2 separate regions of the Mus musculus genome follow, and region 2 is linked to region 1. The links are chromatin loops, found by intact Hi-C in ENCODE. Cell type or tissue: left cerebral cortex. All regions are shown on one strand.

The links. A loop is a pair of places that touch in the nucleus more often than their neighbours do. Peaks named below come from ENCODE experiments on the same cell type or tissue, not always from the same donor. Only the 100,000 strongest peaks of a DNase experiment are listed, where the experiment ranks them.
Region 2: a loop joins it to region 1, with 2.3 times the contacts of the local background. A loop is called at or near these places in 12 of 42 quality-filtered maps.

The regions. Positions count from the first base shown.
Region 1 is chr7:143,149,739-143,157,738 of GRCm38, forward strand. The region is part of intron 2 of Kcnq1 (potassium voltage-gated channel, subfamily Q, member 1); the gene reads left to right. Among named protein-coding and RNA genes, the nearest start is that of Gm28821, 13 kb to the left of the region's middle. In left cerebral cortex, CTCF peaks have their summits at 1,632 (motif pointing right), 2,759 (motif pointing left), 4,252 (motif pointing right) and 4,452; DNase peaks (open chromatin) are centred at 1,638, 2,797 and 4,287; H3K4me3 peaks cover 341 bases.
Region 2 is chr7:143,090,075-143,098,074 of GRCm38, forward strand. Trpm5 (transient receptor potential cation channel, subfamily M, member 5) reads right to left here and starts at 4,568. Exons shown (of 25, transcript NM_020277.2): 1 at 4,492-4,568. In left cerebral cortex, CTCF peaks have their summits at 4,834 (motif pointing right) and 5,033; a DNase peak (open chromatin) is centred at 4,834.

The DNA of each region.
Region 1 (8,000 bases):
TCAGGCCCCTGGGCCGTGTGTTGAAGATGCAGGAAGAATAGAAAGGGTCCCTTTGTATGGGGAATTTCTGACCTAGGCCCAGAGAGAGGACAGGAGGACATGGGTACAGTGGCACTGAGGGGTGGGGTGGTTCTTGTGTGTGCCATTGCTGACTGACTCATGGGCCCTGCTGGTGTCCTAGCCCAATTCTAACTCAGTCACTGGGGTGGGCCTTTCAGCTCAGGGGACTTTCATGTATCATTTCTGGCAAGGCCATCGTGGCAGTCCTAGTGGGTACCACAACTACCTTTGTACATAGCTCTCTGCAGGCCAGACATGAGTGTGTGCCCTGTCCCAGTATAGAGCAATTTGAGGAATGGAATTTCCAAATACCAGGTTCCAGCTACACTCCGAGGAGCTTGGGGACTGTCTTGTGGGACCCATGTACTGTGAGAGGCTTAGATGTCTTTTAGGATTCCACACTCTGTGAAGGGCATGAGGACTGTCTCATGTGACCCTGAACTCTGTGAAGAGCCAACTGTGTCTTCAGGGTGCCCTGTTGTGTGTGAACTCAAATGCTTTGAGGGGCTGAGGTACTGTTGATCTGGTAGATATGAGTCCCTGAAACAGGGCTAGGATCCACTGAAGCAACTGAGGCAGACCCTGTTCTGTGAGGGCAATCAAGAGCCATGAGGGTAGACACCCCATGTATCACCATTCTCTGCTGGGCCAGATGTGGCCTTTAGAAGCAATGCTGATGGATCTATGATGCTTCTGGGAAGATGGGTGGAGGCCAGCATGGCTGGGACTATGGGGACAAGATAGCAACAGGTGGTAAAGCCCAGAATGGTGCAGCCTAGTGTCTTTCTGCTTGGGTGCACTTGTGTTTGCTTTCTGTGATGGGATGTTCCCTACCCTTACAGGGAACAAGGGCCACATTTAGCTGCCCTTCACCTTCTGCACAGGGGGTCTTAGGTGTTTCTCAGTGTTATCTATATACAGCCTCTGTCAGCTGGGCAGCTTGTCCTGCTAAGTCTTGAAGCACAGTGGTGGCTGCTCAGCCACACCCTTTTATCTTGTGTCCACTTTATCTTTCCTTTATGGCTTCTAGAGACTGAGCCACAGGAAAGATCCTTTTCCTGGATTATAGAGCTCTCTGGTCCTGGCCTGAGTGTGGTGGGTGCCTTCTTCCTCAAGTTTGAGTATTCACGTGTGATACTGTCAATGGCTTTTAGGAGTCTCCAGGGAAGCATGAGGCAGGCACTGCTCTGTTCCATCCCTGCTGCTCATCCCAACGGCCCCCTTTCCCAAAACTCCATAGGACACGTGTTTTCACTGTAGACCAAATCAAACATGAGGCTTGCCTGGTAGTACCTAGTTCTCTACAGGCCACTGGAGGGTTCATACCCTACAGTGAGCTCTGTAGCAAAATTCAGGGGCACCTGGCAAATTTCTTGTTCCTTACTCCCATCCCAAAAGTCAATGCATTCAATCCAGGGCACACCTGGTACCAAGTATTAACTATGATGGCTGTGGTGCCAGCCAGCAGTGTGCCTACCTCTGGGGTTGGGATGTCACTGTGGTTTAGGCACATGTGGTTTAGGCAGCTGCTAACAGACAGTAACAAGCTGTGATTGGAAGTTGTGGTCACTAGAGGGCGACTTCTCTTCTGAAGTTTTCTGGGACTTTTCAATGTGGGCCTTAGCCTATGATGTCCCCACACTTAACAGAGGTGCCAATTCCTGTACCTATGGTTCCTGGGCTTCAAGTCGGGGTCAGGGCCTCAAGTTTTTCCAGAAGCAACATCCAGCCAGTCTGCCTATTCCCTAGTTGGTTCCATGTGGCTGGAAAGATGCCACCAAATCTTAGCTGGCATCTCTCTGTGATGTGTTAGCTGATTAGCCTCAGTTTCCTGGATGACACCCCTTAGTCCCAGAGTATAATCTTTCAAGACCTGTCTGATGGAGCTCTTAGATATGGTTGGGGAATTTCACATGGCCCTTGTATTCCCTTATAGAACCAAGGTGGGGAAGAGGGCCCTGGGTTCCTTAGTTTTATGTGTGATGCTATCCCCACAGGTTCCTGTCAGAATTGTTCCCTTGCCCAGTACAGAGGTGGCTGCTACACGGATGAGGTCAAGTCTCTGGATATGTTATGAGAGGACATAGCTCCTGGTTACTGCTGAGGGGAATGGCCCAGGTTCTTTTCCAGAGAACTAGGTTTCTGTAGTTCTTAGTTTGGGACTTGGTCTGGAGAGCCTGGGCCAAAATGGCTCCTATGCTGAGAAGGGCCTGTGTGTCAGAACATTCCCCTGGGAGGCCTCCCAAGTACAAGTCTATATATGCACTTACGTGAATGTATTCACATATGCACAGACCCATGTATTCAAATGGACACATTCCTATATATAGCTGTGTCTTCAGGTAAGTGTGTGTTTTGTCTGAGCATGTGTGAGAGTGTAAGTGGACATTTACATGTGTAATATCCATATTAGGCCTTGTGCTTGGTTTTGTGTATTCTTGTGCACTTGTGAATGAATGCATTGTATTGTGTATCTTCATGTGTAGCTATGTTCATGCCTACGTGTAGATGGTACTGTATGTTCATGTGTCAACACATGTTCACATGTGTGTGGGCCTGTGAATGCACCTACTCCATTTCTCATCTGGTAGCTCCAGACTTGGGGTGGTTACCCCAGTAATTTTTGGCTTAGGCTCCCTTTCCTGGTGGCTTCTGCTGCCTCCCTCAGGCCAGGCTCTTTCTGGGGCCTGCTTGCCATCTTGTGGCTACTTTTGGAATTGTGAACACAGATCCAACAACCCTAAAGCAAAGGCAGGCGTGGGTGGGACCCACCCCTCCTCCATTCCCTCAGTGTGAGCGGGTCCCCACTCCCAAGGCAGCCCCTCCCCAGTCTGTTCTGCTTCCCAGAAGTGGCTCTTTGTCCACCACTGTGAGGGCAGTGACCTCATTACCTCTTTTGTCCCCTTCTCGTTCCCTGGACCCTCCCTGCCCCACAACAGCTAAGAAGAGATTTTATAGGACAAAAACCTGAGTGTCCCAGACGCTCCCTGGGTGGTTTGGGATAATTTCCAATTTCTCCCTCATGGTCTTCAGAGTGTCACACATTTAAGCATACACCCCCCCCCATCTCCAAACCTCCCTTCCCTCCCCATCTCTCCCTCCCAACTGCCTCAGGACCTTTGCACAAACACTATATATATCCAGCAGGGTTGCTTTCCTACTATTAGGACTGACCTCCGGTCAACGCTGCACACTCCCTTCTGGAACTCCCCTCTGCTCTTTTCTGGGCAACCTGGATGTGATGATGGGCTTCTTTGAGTAGGCTCACATCTCTTTCACACTTTTCTACTATGCAGAGGGAGGCTCAACACCCCGGCTGCTCAGAGTGTATATATGGAGTAGGATACAGAACCCCCTTCTTTTTAAGTCTTGTTCCCAGGCATGCCCCCTAAGGATACAATGATACCCCTGAACCTCAGTGTCTCCAACTGTAAAGTATAGGGATGAAAGTATAGTTGGCTTTAGTCTTAACCTCCCCATTTGGCTTTGCCACATTATTTTAAAGCCTCTCTCTCCCTGCCGCCTCCTGTGTGTGTGTGTGCTCGAAATGCCCACAGAATCCAGAAGATAATGTGGCAGATCCCCTAGAGATGGAGTAACAGACGATTGTGAACAGCCCAACATGCGTACCCAACCAAACTTAGAACCTCTGCCAGCGTAGCAAGGGATCTTAACTGCTGAGCCATTGTCTGTCCCCAACTTTGCCATGTTCGTAAGCTGTATCCTCACATGCTAGCCTTTAGAGGCCATACCTTCCAGGATTTGAGCTGGCTGTGTCTAGTGGCTTACTTCAGAGTCATGACCATGGTGTTGGGGAAGCAGATGTGAGGCTGGCGTGTGTCCAGCCTGGACATATGGACCAGTGAAGAAGTGTATGGCTCAAAGGACCTTGTATATAGGGTGGTGATATTTTCCTAGAAGACATGATGATTGGTCAAAGGGTTAGGTAAGGAGGAGTTGTGTGCTGTTGCAGATGGCTCATGGCCTCCGAAAGGTGCATGTGTCCTAGGCCCACGCAGATATCATGGTTGTGGATTCCAGGCCTCTAGGGTGAGAATGGCTGTTGGAGCCTCAGGCTGGGGGACATAGTGTAGAATGCAGCTGCTACATGCTGTGGACGGGAGTTGGGTGAAAAACAAAGATGTTTATTTCAGCCTTTGAGCTAAGGACAGGGCAGCCTCTGACGAGCTGTGGAGACACCAGGTGGCGCTCTTGTAACACACATTCCAGCAGCCCTTGGGCCGAGCCCAGAGTGCCGAGCGCGGGAGCCCAAACCACAGCCCGCGGTGCCCCACGGGGGCCCAGGGCAAGGGAGCTCTGTGAGGGATTCTGGGAGCACATTGGGTAAATGGTGGAGAAGAAGTCACGCGAGGCTGTGTTCCCCAACCCCAGCGCCGGTACTCCTGCCTCAGCGCCTGGCTTTCGTGGTGCCAGAGCCCTGTTATCTCAGCCAGGGCCAAGGAAGCCAGGCGGCCTCCGAGGGATTAAGCATTCTGCTGAGCCAGGCATATTCTGTGGGTCTGAAAAGCTGTTCTTGGAGAAAACTGGGCCCTGCCAGGCCAGGGTCTGGCTAGAACTTTGATCAGGGGTGTTATAGGTGTGCTTGGCCTTGAAACTTGTTTGTGGCCCCAAGGAGGACACCCCCCCTCCCGCCGCCCAGCCCCCAATCCGGCCTCTGAATCTAGAGCAAGCTGTATGTACATCTGTAGACGTGGCGCACATGTGTGTGCACGCCGTGTACGTGCAAGTCTGCTGAATGTGCATGCACGCCGCCAAACCCACCCACCCCTCCTTGCAATAGGAGACCCTGGCCAGGCCCAGGTGCAGGGCTGTTTTTTGTCTCTCAAACCCCAGCTTGTTTTCAAATCCCACACAAAGACAGCTGCATTGAAAAAGTCCTAGCACACACTCCAGCTCCGTGAGCCCCACAGCCCGCATACCAGGGAACTGTCCCGCCATGCCTGCGGTTAAAACCCGTGAGCCGCGCGGCCGGAGGCCTGGGGGATGAGGTCATCTCTCCAGTTTCCTCCCTTACTGTGAGGCTCCCTGGCCCCGCAGGGGCGACCCACCTCCCTGCAGCTGGACCCTTCCTGGCCCGCCCTTGCTTTCTGTAACTCTCTTGGCAGGCCTCAGTTTCCCAGGGGCAAAATGAGATCCGGTGGGCTCTCTGAGCCCTTAAAACAGCCCTTGCTGGGTCCTACTTTCAAGTGGAACAGGGTCAGCTCCCCAGGTCCCAGACCCTCGTTCACACTCAGCAGGGCCTCACATGTTCTTGCATTCGTTTTCACACCCTTTCCTGCCAGTGGAGACTTTATTGGCGTTAAATTCAGCGCCTAGCTTCATGTCTTGGTGCTGTGTCTAGGTTTTGCTTTGGTTTAGTTTGTTTTCACGGTCTATCTGTTGTAGAGCTTGCTCTTAGCTCTCCATCTTCTGTTGCTTGGAGTCACAGCGGGTGTTCTGTTTTTTTGGCTGAGACACGCCTTGGGTTGTACCTAGTGTACCGTTGCTGCTTGCACTGTATTTGGCCATGTGTCCCACTGCCTGGTCTGTTGTTCTGTCTGAGATCTCTTATGGGGGCATTAATATCACACCTGTTAGCTGCACTCGTGAGAGTCAGTATGCTTACTCTATCCCTGTCCCTGAAGACTAGTTTGCAGCCGAGGGAAGAAGACTTCTGCAGGTTGAGTCACTGCTGCAGCAGCACAAGGTCAGGAGACCAGCAGGGAGCTTGAGTTTTCCACCACCAAGCCCAAGATCTGACTTCCTGTGGGGCCCCAGCCCCCTGCTTGGAGAGATCTAGTTCTCAGGGCTCTTTAGAGATGCTGTCCAGCTAACCGTGTACCCAGTAGTGTTGCCAGCTCTCTCCTGGGCTCCTGGGTCCTCTGAGGAAACATTGTGTCCCTCTCAGGACTAGAACTTACTTTCTTTCTTTCTTTTTTTTTTTTTTTTTTGTTTTTTGTTTTTTGTTTTTTGTTTTTCGAGACAGGGTTTCTCTGTATAGCCCCGGCTGTCCTGGAACTCACTTTGTAGACCAGGCTGGCCTCAAACTCAGAAATTCGCCTGCCTCTGCCTCCCAAGTGCTGGGATTAAAGGTGTGCTCCATCACTGCCCAGCTGGACCAGAACTTTCTACGTCCTCAGCACACAAGGTTCCTATTGCCCCAGCTGTCATTTTGCCACTTTAAAAGATATTCCCCACGAGATGCCCACCTTTTTTGATTGAGTTGTTTTCTCCTACATTCATTGAGGAAGAGAGTAGCTGTGAAGCTCCAACTGTGTTTCAGGCTGTGTGCTAATGGGACAAGGGCTTCAAGTTCCTACCCAGAACTCACACCTTGGGGTCCTGTAGACATGGAAGCCACATGCCATCTGCGTGTAGTCCCTGGAGGGCTGTTGGGGATAATGGAACAGACATGGGCTCAGCTCTGCTTGTAGCCCCCAGGGCATCCAGAGGCTTGGGGGACTTGGGGGTACTCTCCCGAACTGTTGGTGCCTCTCTCCAGGAAGACAGCTGCTCTGTGGCTTAGTCTAGGTGGGAGGATGTCACACCTAGTCTGGGGATGGGTGGGTGACATGGGTGAATGGATGGGGCTGGGCTGCTTCTAAGGACCTCAAGATCTCCAAGCTGTGCAAAAAAAGTCCCACTGGTTGGGCACAGAGCTTATATGTCCTGCTGGATTGCTAGAAATGCCTGCTATGTTGGGGCGCAGCAAAGCCTTTTGCCTCCTACCTGCCCAGCATCTTTCACATGCTGTTATGGTGCCCATGAGCTGGGGCAGGAACGGTGGGCGGATCCCAATATCTTCTCCATTTCAGCTGCTAGAGAATGTAGGGGTTGGCTGGAGTGCTGAAACCCTGCCTGCTAGGGGCTAAGAAGGGCATGGTAGCACATAGCCAGCAGGCTTGTGGACTCCTCTGTGGTTTGGTTGGTTGTTTTCCAAACCAGGATAGAGACTGTGTGGCCCTTAAAACCTACAGCACGTGTTTTATGGCCTTCGAGAAAGTTGTCCAATCCTCATTCTGTTCAGAAGGAGAATGTGCAGAATGGTGGTTGCTGGTATGCTTTATTTTATTGTTGTTGTTGTCGTTCTGAGACAACACCTTGTGTAGTTCAGAGTGGCTCCAAACTCAAAGAGCTCTACCTGCCCCTGCCTCCCTAGTGCTGAGATTGGAGGCATGTGCCACCACATCTGGCAACTTTGAATGGCCTTGAACTCCTGACCCTCTTGGTTTCTAATGATCCATGGACACTAAAATGGCACTTAAGTTGCAAATGTGTCTGGACCACATGGGTGTGCTGCACTGTCCCACACTGGTCTTTGCGGCTCAGGATGGCTTGTGGATACTTTGGTTTCACAGTGTCTTTCTTCTGTATTTCCATGTTGACACACACGACACTTGTTCTTAGTTCATGCCACTTCAGATGACTCTGCCTGGGGCCACTAGGTGGTTTTCTCTACTCCATCTGTGTCACTTTTCTCTCTCTTTAAATACATCTTGTGGGGCTTTCCAAAGATGCTGGGACTATGTCCCTGTCCCTTATCTTTAGAAAGTCAGTGTATGCTCCTAGAAGAAGGCGCTCTCCCTCGTTACTGTAATAGTTGGCTTTAATGGTCAACTCAACAAACCTAGGATTGCTTGGAAAGACTCCCAGTGGGGGATGGTCTGCATTGGGCTGATCTGTGGGTGTGTTTGTGGGGTAATTGTCTTAACTAAGTTAATTGATGTGGGAAGCCCACTGTGGATGGTAGGACCTCTTGGTCTGACTGGTAGGGGAGAACTGAAGCTGAGCACAAGCAAGCAAGCAAGCAAGTATGCATTCTTTGCACTCTGCTCTCGACTCTGACTGAAGTTCCCACTTGGACTTCCCCGCAACAATGGACTGTAACTTGGAATTGTAAACTGAAATACAGCTTTTCTCTTCCTTTCCTTTTATTGCTT
Region 2 (8,000 bases), 60 kb before region 1:
CTGGAAGTCCAGGGTAGGAAAGGTTAGGAAGGGGAAGCAGGAACAGAAGGCAAGAAGAAAGTCCAGGAAGGGAAGTCCACTGGGGGTGCAGGTGAAGAGGGCAGGGGGAAGAACAGGTGGAAGCAGGGAGAGAAAGACCCCACCAGGCTCTTCCCTCCACATTCCCACCGTGGTAAATAGAGGATGAAGAGGCTGCCTGCAGCATCCCTCACCCTGGCTGAGCTCAGGTCCTCTCCCACCCACCCAGGCAGGCTAGGCCCCTCAGCCCTACCCTTCACTTCAGGGACCTGTGTGGTATGCAGCTGGGTTCCCTAACCCCTGTGTTTCTTTGATGAATGTCAAAACCCCTTCCTATTCATTGTGGTCCTACTTCACCATGCCTTGGATCCTAAAGTAGGTGTCCAGCCAGGGAGGAAGAACATACTGAAGGCCCTCCCTTGGCTCCACTGTAGGTAGAGACCTGACATGACATGGGAGAGCACTTTATATACCACTTCCCAGGTCTTCATGGCTGTCCCATGTGCCCAGCTTTGGGGTGCCCACATGATAGCACTTCAGAATCTGTACTTTTTACAGTGGGATACCTGTGCACATAGGGGGCTGAGAAGGAGGGGTATAGGATGGTATAAATTATGAGGGGACTAATTCTCAGCCTCTTGTGGCTAACCTGGACAGAAGTTGAGTCAAGGTTCTCCCTACACACCGCTGGAGCCAGCATGCTTATAGTGTGACTCCCAAAGACAGTGTATCTCAAAAGATACACCTGATCCCTAGCTCCTGGTACTGTACATTGTGACCTTCTACAGAAGTTCAGGCTTTGCAGATGTGAACTGATGTTTACCTCCGATGAAGGTTCTGCAGATGACTGGCTCATTAGAATGTCTTAGTTATGGAAGCTGAAATGTTACAGATTCTCTAGCTAAATTATCTTGGGCTGTCTTCAGCACACATTTATTACCAACTTCTATTGTCAGAACATCCATCTTCCAGGCAAAAACCTTTAGCCTGTATTCTTAGCAAACCTCAAGGTTCCTTCCACCAGCCCAAATGCCAAAAATGTCATCAGACAGCATCTGAGGCCTATAGCAGAAATTGCTCCCTTAGCTGTAACCTACCTAACCTGGTTATCCCACTAATGTATTTGATAAATGCCTTGACTTACTGTTATCATTTCTGTGACAACAAAAGTTGCAAAGGTTATTGTAACCATGGTCACAGTGCAACACATCCCTTGGGGTCTCATTAGCTACATACAGTTGCTCATACTTAGCTCAGTATAAACTAAGTCTTGTTGCATTTGATGTAGGTGTAACTGGGATATGCTAAGCCATTGGGTGGAGTAGGACATGCTCTTTACCCGAGGCAGGTGTGCGGACAGAAAGGGAGAATTGCAGGTAGGACCCTCAGAGGCAGAAGAGGTAGGAAGGCTCCTCTTTGTGCCTTGTCTGGCTTGGGAAGATGTGGGGCTTCTTGGGGTCTGCTCTAGGTGCTACGCTATGACAGGGGTTTTTGTTTTGTTTTGGTTTGGTTTTTTGTGGCTTCCCTTACCCGATGAACTGCTTAGTTTTTTCTGTCGACTTGACATAAGCTAAGGTCATTTGGGAGGAGGGACATTTTATTGATTAATGATGGCTATGGGAAGATCCAGCTCACTGGAAACAGTACCACCCCTGGACAGGCTGTCCTGAGTTCTATAAGACAATCAAGTCAGGAAACCATGAAGTGCAAGCCAGTACGCAGCATGCCTTTGTGGACTTTGCTTCAGTTCCTGCCTGCACGTTTCTGCCTCCACATTCCTGCCTCTCCCCTGCCCTGGATTCCCTTCATGATGGACTGCATGGTGCAAGTGAAAATTAACCCTTTCCTATCCAAGTTGCTTTTGGCCATGGTATTTATCTCAGTGGCAGAAAGCAGACCTAGGACACCTGGGCTTCACCTTGGCCTCCAGACCAAGAGAGTCATGTCACCCTGATTTTCCAGTGTATGGCCCTATATGAAGGTAGCCACCATGGGTCACTGTGTGGTCACAGGCAAGCCCTCTCCCTTGTATCTGGTTCTTATAGCCAGGCTCAGCTCTTTGATTACTTGGGTCCCCTGCAGCCCATCCTGCCCCAGTTGTGGGAGATGTAAATTCACCTCACCCACACCAGGAGTTCACACCCAGGGCCTGTGGAGGTCAAGATTTGAATAAAGTCCTCCAGCCACAGGAATAAACAGCTGATGGTTTTCCCGTAGGAATCTGGCTAGAGTCACAGGCATGTCCCTGTGTGCTGGAACACGGACCAAAGCTGGGAGGCCTGACCCAACTGAGGTGCACTCCTGAAGTGTTAGGGACAAAAACCCAAATCCAGGAATGGATAGGCTATGGGGCCTTTCCCAGGGCTCTGAGGACAACTTTCAACTCCCAGGGCCTCCAGGCATCCCTTTGTTTAGAGCTATGTGGGCTCAGTCCCTACCTCTGTGGTCAGGGACTTATGCCTGTGTGTGTCTGTACTTTCTTCTTCCTATAAGAACCTCATAACTAGGACAGGACCCCCACCTTCCCTGCATCTCATCTACAAAGACCCCATTTCTAGACAAAGCTACTGTCTTAGGGTCAATGTGAAAAACATGCTGCTAGCAGTAAATCTCACTATTGGGAAGAGAGTTCCCAGTCACATCTGGACTTGTGCTCTGCAATAAGAGAGGTAACTCAAGCTGTATGTGTGCTCTGGCTTGAAGTATGGGAGCCATGCTGTTTGTCCTCAGTCTTTGGACTGGGAATGGGACCTCCTACTCTTCTTCCCACTTAGTTCCCAGTGGGAAAGTCATGGACAGGTTCATTTTGGCTGGGGGAGGAGTACTCTGGGGCTCCTGAGTCTCTGGAGGTTTCTTTTCCAAGGTCTAGGCCCTAGAGAGTGCCTTTCAAGATGGAGTTCAACAACGCACCCCCACTCATGGACAATGGATTAGACCCTGTAGACCAGATCACCTTGCCTTGCTTCAGTATAGACTGGATGGATGGTCCAGACTCCTGGATGCCATGGAAGGTGGAAGAAACACCCAGGAAGCACTAGGCCTTGCTCTCCCCACCAGGCTGAGGTGAAGGGGCATTTGGGCATGTGCCAGCACCAGGCAAATGTGGCCACAAAGAGGGAAGGCATGCAAATAGGATTTGCATGTGCAGGTGTCTAGGTCTAAAATGCCCCCCTTTGTTGGTGGGGTTTTTTTGCGGGGGTGGGGGGAGCTACATGACCCTGATCATTATCCTATGCCTGAATTCTGAAAGACAAAAAACAGATTCTTAATCCCAAGGCAGTGGAGACCTTGGAGGCTCTTACTAGCTGAGACGGTCACAGAAAGAGCCTGAAATAAATGTACTTCTCCGCCCCTAAGATAGGAAGAGCCCAGAGCACGACAGATCTGGCACCCAAATCCTGGGGTCCTGAACGTACTTGTCCCTAAACTCTCTGTGCCAGCTTACAGTGATATGTGGGTAAAACTAAGAAGGTCACTGCATGCATGAATTAGCATGGCACCCCTCATCCCCTTGGTGAAGAGACCTGACATTGCTGACAGAGCAGGACGTAGATACAACTATGAGGAGCTGGGTCCCCACCCCTACACCCCTCCCTCCTGCAGCCCCTGAGCTTGGGCTGAGTTTCCAAGGTGCTGCGGCTGATGTAATCTCCAAGTCTGAGGCTCACAGTTTGGATTGCCCTCCACCCAGACCCTCCCGAACAATGGGTAGCCCTTTCCCTTGCTCATGGCAGACTTGTCCTCATGATGCCATCCCTGATGGAGAACATGAGGTAGAAATGTGGCTAGAACATAGCTCCTGCTTGCCCTTCCTACCTTCTCAGCAGAGGACTGAGCGACTTTCTGGCCCCACTCCTATGCAAGCTGACCCTGGTGTGAGCTTACCTGCCCGTTCCTTCCAGATTCCTGGCATGTAGCTGCTGGTGCTGAGTGTTAGAGGCACTTACCTACTGCAGGCTGTGTTCCTCCCTCGATCCACCCACATGCCACACCCAGCACCTGGCAGCCAATGATGTCTTAGAAAGCTGGGCATGAGTGAACCTAGGGTACCACCCATCCACCAAGGGCTAGATTGGTGCCACTGGTCTGAGAGCACATCCAGGCTGGCCAAGAGCCCACTGTTACATGAAGAGGGGTTACATGAAACATGGGTCCTTTCCTCCCTGGGCTCTGCCTGGCACAGACGATGAGTACGGCCTGGGTGTCTGTACTCTAACATGAGATCAGAGGTCAGATGGGAATTCTGCTTCATTTCTCACCAAGCCTCAGTTTCTCTAGTTGAGGAAACAAGAACTGCCTTAAGGACACATGATCCATGAAAGGGTGTCTGACAAGTGGTCCCAATGATGATAGGCAAGCAGATGAACTGTCTCCTGAGGTCCCAGAAGGTCTGGAGATGTCTGCCCTGATCTGTGGTGTGCCACACTCCTGGAGAATCCTATGGTGTGAGTGAGCTGAGTACTAGCTACTTACCAGTCAGGCAGTCAGTGCCTTGGACTGCATGAGGACTGCCTCCAAATTGAGGCTCAGGGCTGTTGCTCGTGATGCTTCTCATGGCTGTGACACTGGCTTTTTTCCTGTTGATCTATCCAGCTCCTTCAACACGAAGTCCCGGTTTCTCTTCCTGTAGACCGAGATACTCATGCCAAGCTTCCAGGCGGTTGTGAATAACTGGGGAAGACCCTCATGACAGCTCTTGACAGTGTTTCTGTGAGCCCTTCCCCCAGAGACCACAGGATCTGGCTTTCATTACTTTGCCATGAACCCCAGGGGTAGGAGGATAGGGGTTGGGCAGCAGCCAAGGACCCAACATTAGCCACCAGAGGGCGCCAAGATCACAGGCAAAAACAGGACCTGGGTGGGGCAGGGAGAGGGGTCTCCCTCTGGCTTTGTCCTAAGCAAGAGGGCCACAGTTACATCACCATCTGAGCTAGCATGTCCCCTAGCATACCTGTCATGTTACCTTGACATAAGCCATGCCCATTTGATGCCCTTCTAAAATTACAAGCTGGGCTGGGGGCTCAGACCAGCTCTAGCCACTTGAGCCCTGAAGAGCAGGGACTATAAGCCTTGAGTGCTTGAGAGCTGTGGGGTACAGCTCTGGAGGAGGGTACATAGCGGGGGCCTAGGTGGAATGGCCGGATCTCAGTATAGAACAAGGCCAGAGTTCACTGGATTCTAGAAATCTAGCCTAAGTTCATGTCCACCAAGCAATCCAAAGCCTAGCCTTCCTATGTCTGAGGACTAGGTGGAGAATAGGAGTGCTTCCAGAACCCTTCCTTCATCTGCTGCTGCCCCTTTACCTCCATCTTTTGGACACTCGAAGGACTGCACCAAATATTCCCTAACCGTTCTAGGCCAATACCATATTATGGTTCTCCTTACCCACAACCTTTCATGGACCCCTGTGATCCTAATAATCAAACCCAGAAAGGCCCTGACACTTTTTCTTTTGCTCCCTTGGGGCACCACTCCTTGGAGCATCTCCTGCAGGCTTGTCACCACAGGCTCCCATGTCTTTCAAGGACCCCTTCACCCAGGCCCACACCCACACAGGGCACATCCCCTATAGCTCACTTCCCAGGCACCCCAGCAGCGTTGCTCAGTGCTGCTTTGTCATCTGAAATGACCTTTGCTTCCTCATTTGCCCATCAACAGCCACTTCCCCCATAGTTCTGCTGGACCCTGGGCAGCCCCAGCCAACCCCAAGTGCAGAATATGAAAGTATACAGAACATGTGCCCAAAGGCAGTTGTGTGCCTGAGCATGTGCATAGTCATGAGCCATATGAAGGCATAAGTGGGGTCTGGGGAGATAGCCATTTAGTGGGAAGCAGCTTCCAAACCATTCCAGGCCCTGGGCAGATAGACATTGGGCAAGGCTCAATTGCCCGTATGCTCTCATTACGAGCACTGTGATGAGGGGACAGAGAATCAAGGTGCCATGGAGGGATACCTAAATTGCCCTCAACAGCTGCTTCCCTACATTGATCACCATGGCTTGGCTGGTAGCTGTGTCTGTCTCTCTTGTGGTTGCTCTGACTGGTGCCAGGAAGATATTTCCTCTTGGGCAAGGCTGTGTTCCAGAGAGCAAGTCTCCAGCAAGGGCTGCTCCCACCCCAGTTTGTGTCCCCAGGGTAGCAGTTTTCCTTCCCACCACCTACTGTACAGTCTCACTAGCTGCCTTCCATGCCCACCTGCTCAAAAGCCACGTCTAGCATCCATGAGGGCTAGTGTTCTTTGAGGGCCAGTGTTCTTAAGTAGCCTGAACGATCTCTGAGGCTGACACCTAGGTTTGGACTGGAGCAGAAGAGGCCAAAGTCTGGCAGGCCTTCAAGTCTCCCCACCCTGCAGAATTTAACTCAAAGCCTCCCCCACTCCAGCATGCTTTTGGGAGAGAAACTACCTCCTAGGATCAGACACTAGCTCAATGGCCCTGTCCCATTCTGCCCTTAGACTCAATTCTGTCTCTGACTGCCTTCTGTGGAGAGATGCACTCTGCAGGCCCAGAAAGTCTGCATCTCCAGCATTGACACTCAGGGAATCAAGGGCCTTTCCTTCCCACAGCAATTCTAAGGCCACCAATGTTGCTCTCATGACCTTAGTACCCTCTTGGCCCAGGATTTTTTACAACGTGTTGGACTCGTGTCTGTGGTCTCTAAGTTGGAGACAATGGTCTGGGAAGAGAAAGGACAAGAGCATCACAGGCCTTACGCCTGAGCTCTGTCTATTAGTCTGACACTGGACCTGGTGCTATCCCACAGTTGTAGACCAAAGCCAGAGGGGCTGAGGGACCAACTCAGAGTTCCTGCCAGGCCTCTAATGGAAACTAATGGTTTCCTGGACCCATGGCCTGTACTTGTCTTCCATGCACACATCTGTGCCCCCTGTACATGCTGTCTATAGAATGTGTATGCTTCTACATTATGCAGAGCCGTTACAGGACCGGTAGCCAGCCTCAGTGTGGCATCAACTACCAGCCCTGAACCTGTTCCAGGTCCTGTCAGGCAATGAGGACAGTGATCATGATGAGCATTTCCTAGGATTCAATGAGGACATACCAAGGTGAGTATGCTTAGGTTAGCACCCAGGATATCTTGAAAACTGACCACATCCACCCATTCATCAATGACCCATCCACCCAGGCATCTTGTTTTATAGTGTGTGTGTGTGTGTGTGTGTATGCGTGCAGATGCATGCATGCCATATGTCATCCCTTGCCTTGCCCTGTTTGAGACAGGGTCTCTTCTTTGCCATCACATACACTAGACTTTCTGGAACTTGTGCTTCCTGGGATTCTCTTGCCTTCACCTCCCAACTTATTGTAGGAGTATTAAGATCACAGATACACACTATGTATAGTTTTATCTGGGTTCCAGGACTCTGAACTTGTCTGTATGCTTGTGTAGCAAATGTTTTATCACTGAGCCACTGTCCCTGTTCCTATGAAGGCATCTAACTGACACCCACCACCTTCTTTCTGCCTATGTCCCTACCCAGCCAAGCCTCCAGACACATTAATCTGTGTATCATCATCCATCCATCTAAGAGTTCAGCAGCCTTCTCCAGAGGAGCAGAACTCATAGAATATATACATATTAATGAGATTTATAGGGTTGCTTACATGATAGGTACCAAGTAGTCTAACAATGACCATCTACATGCTGCAGAACTAAGACCCAGTGTCTGCAGAGCCCAGGAAGTCAGTCAGCCACCTCAGTAAGCCCAGTCTGGTTCCAATCAGTCTTAGAAGATCCCTGGAGAATCACTGCTGTTCAGTTCATGTTGGAAAACCAAAGTAGCTGGAGTCTGAAGTCAACAGAGGACAGCAACAGCAGTGATGGACACACTTGCTCAGGAGGAAGAAGCAAGGGAAAGTGGCCATTGCTCTTTCCTTGGGACCTCTTTAGACCAGGATTACTTTCTGGTGTGGATCCTCCCCAATCTTAATCCTCTCAGACATGCCCAGAGACAGTTCTCCTAA